2 separate regions of the Mus musculus genome follow, and region 1 is linked to region 2. Evidence: chromatin contacts called from ENCODE Hi-C or POLR2A ChIA-PET data. All regions are on one chromosome and are shown on one strand. The core of a region is the stretch at or near the end of the contact, and the rest is flanking DNA. Distances in the headings are between cores, read along the strand shown. Region 1 overlaps Rapgef1 (Rap guanine nucleotide exchange factor (GEF) 1). Region 2 overlaps Rapgef1 (Rap guanine nucleotide exchange factor (GEF) 1).

Evidence for each region. A loop is a pair of places that touch in the nucleus more often than their neighbours do. ChIA-PET counts read pairs that join two places held with the same protein, here RNA polymerase II (POLR2A).
Region 1: POLR2A ChIA-PET joins it to region 2 with 98 read pairs in embryonic stem cell. The contact joins two enhancer-like sites. A Hi-C loop is called at or near these places in 13 of 37 maps with a recorded cell type or tissue (CH12.LX, T-helper 1 cell, T-helper 17 cell and 6 more). POLR2A ChIA-PET finds 5 or more read pairs at or near these places in 4 of 5 experiments (Patski and embryonic stem cell).

What each region holds. Positions count from the first base shown.
Region 1 is chr2:29,665,378-29,668,665 of GRCm38, forward strand. The region is part of intron 1 of Rapgef1 (Rap guanine nucleotide exchange factor (GEF) 1); the gene reads left to right. Among named protein-coding and RNA genes, the nearest start is that of Rapgef1, 47 kb to the left of the region's middle. Within about 2 kb of position 1,823, at least 2 of the 3 ENCODE cell types and tissues checked have a DNase peak (open chromatin) inside an H3K27ac peak, as active enhancers do; they include gastrocnemius, where a contact is called at or near this core.
Region 2 is chr2:29,631,692-29,634,917 of GRCm38, forward strand. The region is part of intron 1 of Rapgef1 (Rap guanine nucleotide exchange factor (GEF) 1); the gene reads left to right. Among named protein-coding and RNA genes, the nearest start is that of Rapgef1, 14 kb to the left of the region's middle. Within about 2 kb of position 1,586, at least 2 of the 3 ENCODE cell types and tissues checked have a DNase peak (open chromatin) inside an H3K27ac peak, as active enhancers do; they include gastrocnemius, where a contact is called at or near this core.

The DNA.
Region 1 (3,288 bases), core at 573-3,072, 34 kb after region 2:
AGGTAATTTATCAGAGTTGGTGAATAATGAGAATCAGGCCTTCCCAGGTGTCTCACAGTCATTGCGCACTTGGCTATGGCCTGAACAGTAATCATTGCTCACTATAGTCCAAAGCCTCTGTCTCCGGTCTTCCCTCAGGAATGGTTCGCCCTTCCCTGACACCTGCATGCTCATTATGGCTCTCAGGTTCTGGGACCTGAGCAGGAAGCACAGCTTGTGTCCTGACAGTTAAAGTCCCAGCTCTTCCAACAGCAGGAGGCGCTGTCTCAAGTAGGTCTCTACTGAAAAGTTTCATCACTCAGCAGCACTCCTGTAGCCTTCTCCTCTGCTTCATAGCTCGGCCTATGCAGTTGACTCTGGGGCTTGCTTGTGACCTGTGACCTGTAAGGAACATTGGCTGTGGGAATAGGTAGACCACACATGCAGGTGGGCAGGTGTGTGTGTCTCTCAGGGTGCATCTTCTCACCCAATCAGATCCTGCCCTCCCAGATCCACTGTGTGCTGGACTCACGAGTTCCTTCCGTGAACCGTTTCTGGATCTCTCTAAAGTAAGCCCTTTACCCTGTCAGCATTTAGCTCATTCTGAACAGGGGGCATTTCCCAAGCTGGCAGAGCGTGTGGACAGGTTTCCATTCCCGCTCGCTCCATCCGGTGCCTTCTGTAGCCTGAAATGACCAGTGTGGAATTGGTTGGAGTCTCTCAGCCAAGATAGACTCAGTGGAATGGGCCAACCCAGAATCTGTAACACTGTTTATGAACAAGAGGGATCAGAGACAAACTCTCAAGTGGACGAGACAGGTTTCTGCTGTCTTTCCCCTGGCCTTGTGACTGTCAAGATGTGAACCTTAAGACTAGTGAGGCCATCTGCTTCAGGAGACAGCCTGCTTCAAGACAGGCCTAAAGTGTGCCATCACCAAAGGTGATAAGTCCTCTCCAAAAGACACAGTGCACCCTGTCCTGAGACCCTTCAGTGAAGTCTTCACAGGCTTTTCAGTAGCTGTTGTTTTCAGACAGGGTCGGCCTTGACCCTCCTTCAGCCATTCTCTGCCTCAGCCTCTTCCCCTCCCGCTCCCCAGTCACTCCCAGCAGGTGTGGGAATGTGGATAGCCCGTAGCCTTTACTGAAGCCTTCTCCCAGGTGAGAGGTGGGTTGGGAAGAGCTGAAGAAGTGGGGAGGTAGCAGGAGAAGAGATGGCCAGGCCCAAGGCTTTATCAGTGCTCACAGACCACACTTATAATTGGGAACCTGGCCAACGTCAGAAAACCCCTCCCCTCTCTCCAGCCAGATGCTGGCAATTCTAGGCATCTCTGAACTGTGTGTTCTCCCCACTGAGGTTTAAAAATAAAGTCCATCCCCTATCCATTACCCTCTCCTGGTCTAAGAGCAGGGTGTGGCCTCAGCTCCTCCTCCCAAGCACTCTGCCTTTGATGTGCGCCGCGGTGAGCACTGATTGGCCGCCTTTCTAGGAGCTGATTTACTTTCACTAGCGCTGCTGGCCAGAAAGTCTCTCCTCTCAACTAGTGGAGACTTGGTTCCCTGCTCAGGGCTATGGGCACATGTCGCAGACAGCTTCCATGCTGGGCATATGGTTCAGAGAGGACAATGAGGAGCCTGACAACAGAGTTGTGTGTGTGTGTGTGTGTGTGTGTGTGTGCTCTGCACTTGTTGGAAGGAAACTTTTGAGTTGACCCAGAGGAAATAAGATTCCTCCAGGAACAAAAGCAGACCCCAGTCCCTCCCACCACTGGACTTGGATCTACTTTGAGCCATCTGCAGGGTGCGTACCACTTTTCTGCTGCCAAACCAGACACTGCTGGTTGGCAAATGCACCAAGACTACCCTGTCTATCCTTGGTTAATCAAGGTTTCTGCTTGCAGTGAGAACACAACCACCCTAAATGGAGGCTTCGGGGCTGAGTGAGGTCAGGCTGCAGCAAGCCTCTGATGGGAAACGGTCCAGGCCATTGCACCACCTGGACTCCACGGGCCTGTGCATAACTCCACACCTTATACAGTGCTGTGTGTTTAGTGGTGTTGGGGGTGGTGAAAGGTCACACTTGACTGAGAATGAAGTGACCTTAAATCAATGAAGTCTGGTTTTGCCTAAATCAGTGTGACTTGTATCTATAATTCAAAAGCATGAGCCCCTGGGCCAGTTGTGCTGGCTAGCACGCTGAACACGTGGCACTGATGAAGATGCCTCATGAAAGGAGAGGTAGCTGTGATGCTCTCGGTGATAACTGCGGAAGGAATTGTGCTGGCTTTGGCCAGGAGGCCGAGTCTGGAGCTTTATCTTGGCTCCAGGTGTGAGTGAGTGAGTGTGAGTGAGTGAGTGAGTGAGTAAGTGAGTGTGAGTGACTGACTGACTAAGTGAGTGAGTGTATAAGTGAATGAGTGAGCAAGCGATGTAGCAAATGAGTGTGTGAATTGTGAGTGTGTAAGTGAGTGAATGTGTGAGTCTCTAAGTGAGTGTGTAAGTGTGAGTGCGTGAGTATGTTAGTGAGTGTGTGTATGAGTGACTATGTAAGTGAGTGTGTGTGAGTGAGTGAGTGTGTAAATGAGTGTATAAGTGAGTGAGCGAGCGAGTGAGCATCTGGCCATGCTACTGAGTGCCTGCTCTGTGGCCTGATATAGTCTGTTTCTAGAGGGAGAAGAGGGGGTGTCAGGATCCATGAGAGAACAGATGTCACATCTCTCACCTGAGTTCTCTCAGCGTCCGTAGCAGTCTGCCCGCAGTCTGCCCAGCCAGTGCTGCTTGCTTTCAGGCCCTGCCACACCTAGCATAAACATGGATGGAGAGGGCTTCCTAGCCCGGAGTCCAGCTAAAGGGTCCGCTTGCATTCCACAGCTGTTGCTGCTAGTGGGTGTGACCTAGAAGCAGTTACAGCCAGCCTAGTCCTAGGAACTTCCTTGGTATGGAAGGGGAGGTCTCAGAGTTGTCCTGTCTAATTCAGCCATCCTAAAAATGGCTGAACATATCCTAAAAGTGTGCATAGAACATGCTGGAAGTGTAACTTCCACACCATAGTAGAATGTACAAAAAAACAAGGAAGTAACTCAGGAGCAGTTGTATGAAATTGTCTGCTGGGTGCTGATATTTTAGGTTAAATGGGGTGAAAGTAGTATTAAATGTAACTCCCACTGGGCCTCTGCCCAGTAAGGGCCTAAAACACCCACCATTCCCTAGAGACCTAGAGGAGATATGAGGGATAGCCTTTGTCCTCTGTTGCGTAGATAGCTTGAACACATAGCTGCTGCTAGGCACCTCTATGGTAGTACCTCAGTGAAT
Region 2 (3,226 bases), core at 336-2,835:
ATCTTCTCAAAGAAAGGTGAAAACAGCCAGTGAGCTCATGAATATGCACAGAACTGTTAATCACCAGGGAAACCTATTCAAAAGCGCAGTGAGAACACGCCCCAACCAGGGATGGCTCACTTCTTTCTTTCGTTCTTTCTTTCGTTCTTTCGTTCTCTCTTTCTCTCTTTCTTTTTCTTTTTCTGTTTTTTGTTTGTTTGTTTGTTTGTTTGTTTGGTTGGTTTTTTTGTTTTTTTTTTGTTTTTTTGTTTTGTTTTGTTTTTTTTCGAGACAGGGTTTCTCTGTATAACTCTGGCTGTCCTGGAACTCACTCTGTAGACCAGGCTGGCCTGGAACTCAGAAATCCGCCTGCCTCTGCCTGAGTGCTGGGATTAAAGGCGTGAGCCCCCACGCCCGGCTGGAGAACATCTTGCAAAAAGTAAAACCTTAAATTGGCAGGACGTGAAGTCTAAGACCACAAGACTCACCACACAATACAGGAAGCAGGGTCTTGAAGAGAACCCTCCCAGTCCCTACCCACTCCCTTCCTCACCCCCTCCCTTCTCTCCATCTCTCCTCCTCCCTCCCCTCTATAGCAGCACTACTCATTATCACCTAGAGGTAGAGGCACCTCAGATGCTGTACAGGGGTGAATAGATAAACAAGCTGTTTCTCTCCATTGTGGAGTATTAGTCAGCCTTTAAAAAAGAGAAGTGTTGTCTGAAGTGCTACTCTGTAGATAAAACCTGAGGGCATTGTGCCAAGTGCAGTAAGAAGTCAGCGAAGCAAGCACCATGTGACTTCACTTTCATGGGATCTTAACTTGGTAAAAATGAGAATGATGAAGCCGAGTGGTAGGGGCTAGCTGAGGGGAGAGGTGGAGTTGGTGGTTACCAGACAGTCCACTTTGCATGGTGAAGATCTTGTGTAGCTGGTGATGATGCAGCATGGGGTTTGTGGTGGATCTAAGCATCGCATGGCTCAGGTAGTCACTTTAAACACATTTTACCACACTTGTTTTAATGGCATTCTGCCCAGAGCCCTATCCTCACACTCATAGGTTTCAAACTTTGCTATGGATACAAAAGTGTTAGCATTTATTTACCTAAACATATTTATTCTTAGATGTAGCTTTACACAATAAATTATGTCAAAACAGTTTTAAAACAGAAGTGTGTAGTGGCTTCATTAGTGACCATGTGTACTGCTTGATGGGCTGAGAGGGACTAGGTAAAGGGCCGTCTGGGTACAGTGGCTCCTCTGTTGGGTCTAGCCCTTGAGGAACCTGTGTGTTCAGGAACCCTTGAAGCCAGGGCAGATACTAGACCACTGGATAAGGTTCTTGCTACCATGTATCTGGGCTTTCCAACTCTGGTAGGCCCCCTCCCAGCCCCCTCCTCAGGGTCAGGCTCTGAGTCAAGCTATGCTCCTGGTTAATGGAAGTTTCAGGGTTCGAGTGTGTAGCTGGGCTTCACCTGAGGCTTGCCGTAGTCTGGCACAGAGTGCTGGGTGCTGTCAGCAGTTACTGAAGCCCAGACTTCTCAGGGTGCACACTGGGCAACTGTTCTGGTTGACGGTGCAGGCGGCAGGCACTGTGAACCTCTGGCTGGGTTCCAAGCTCTTGGCCACATTCCTAAGAAAATATGACTGGCTCATGGGAGGGGCAGAGGGAGGGGAATCTAGACGGAAGCAAGGCCAAGGCTTCCTCAGAAATTCCAGCCCTTCTGGGCCTGTTAGATGGACAGTACCTCTGCAGAGCTCAAAATTAAGATTACTAACTTAGTCTCTGGCCAATGGGTATCATTACAGGTTCCCGCAGTCCTGGTCCCTGGTGATAAGCAGGCAAATGTAAGATTGTTTCATAACACTTCTCAGGAAACAGATACTTTAGCAGAGTGGATTGTAAAACAGCACACTTGGAATCCAAAGTTAAGCTTCAAGAAAGTATATATCCAGGGACACACTGGAGCGTGATGACATCTTCTGCTGAGTTCCCAAGTGCCTGTTTTGTAGGAACTATGTCAGGAGGGGCTTGGATACCTACTCAGATCTGAGCTCCTTGCTACTGGAGCCCAGGCTGGTGCTGGAATCACAAGTGGGTGCCACCGTGCCTTATTGAGACACAGCGGTCCAAGAATTGGGTTCTGATCTTTGCTTATAAATGTTGCCCTGCTATGGCTTCACAGTAAGAAAATCAGTGAAGGCCCTTGTTCATGCAGACCTTCACAGGTGAAGTGTTTTCTGCTCCTCTTGGCCTGCTCCCGATTTCCTCAGGGTTCTGTTCCAGAACCCCACCCTCTCAGCATCCTGGGGCAGATAGGAAATACTGTCACAAACATAGACACACAGCTTGTATTGCAGAGGGACCAGGTTCCTCTGAGAGAACCAGCTCAGAAATATAGGCTTAGTTCTAGAGGGTTCTCATGAGAGTCTGAAATCTCCACTCTGTTCTTCCCACAAACATTTGTTATTTCCACATTCCTTTTACTCCAAGCTGGTAAGCATCGCAATCTGGAAGAGTTGGATTTGAAAACATTGAATGTGTGCAGACAACTAGAGTTCATCCTCCTAGGAGGATTAGGCAATCTTAACTTCCTATTCTTGGAGTAGATGGAGACAAGAATAGGATTTGTGTCAAATTAAGTCTCTTTTTAAAAATGTTTGTAATGCTCTTAAAAACATATAGTAGTACTTTGAGTGTGCGTGTGTGTGTGTGTGTGTGTGCGTGCGTGCGCAAGTGTGCATACACCTATGCATGTGGAGGTCAGAGAACAACGTGAAGGGGTCAGTTCTCTCCTTCCATCCTGTGGGTCCTGAAGATTGAAATCAGGCTGCTTGGATCATCAGGGCTTCAGTTTGATACCTAATAGCAATACTGCTGTCCCTCCTGGCAACAACGGTATTGGGAGGGCACAAGTGTGCGACTATTGTCATTCTGCTGTTCTAAGGGCAGCTTCCTACTGCTGAGATCAGACCCCTGTGCCTTTCCCGTACCTCTCCACAGGAACAGTGGCTAGAGGGTGCCCTTCCCCAGCAGCATCGCTCAGGAACTCATTAGAAATGGGTGACAGAATGCAGCCCTGATGGTTCAGATATCTCATCCTGCTGGCACATGGGAGAGCGAAACAGAAGCCCTGCCTATCACTAAAACACACCCTGGTAATGTGGAAAGTGGCTTGAAACATTCTCCCAAAGCAATTGTAGCCTAAAGATGATTATGAGAGTGAGCAGGGTGAGCAAGGCTTGC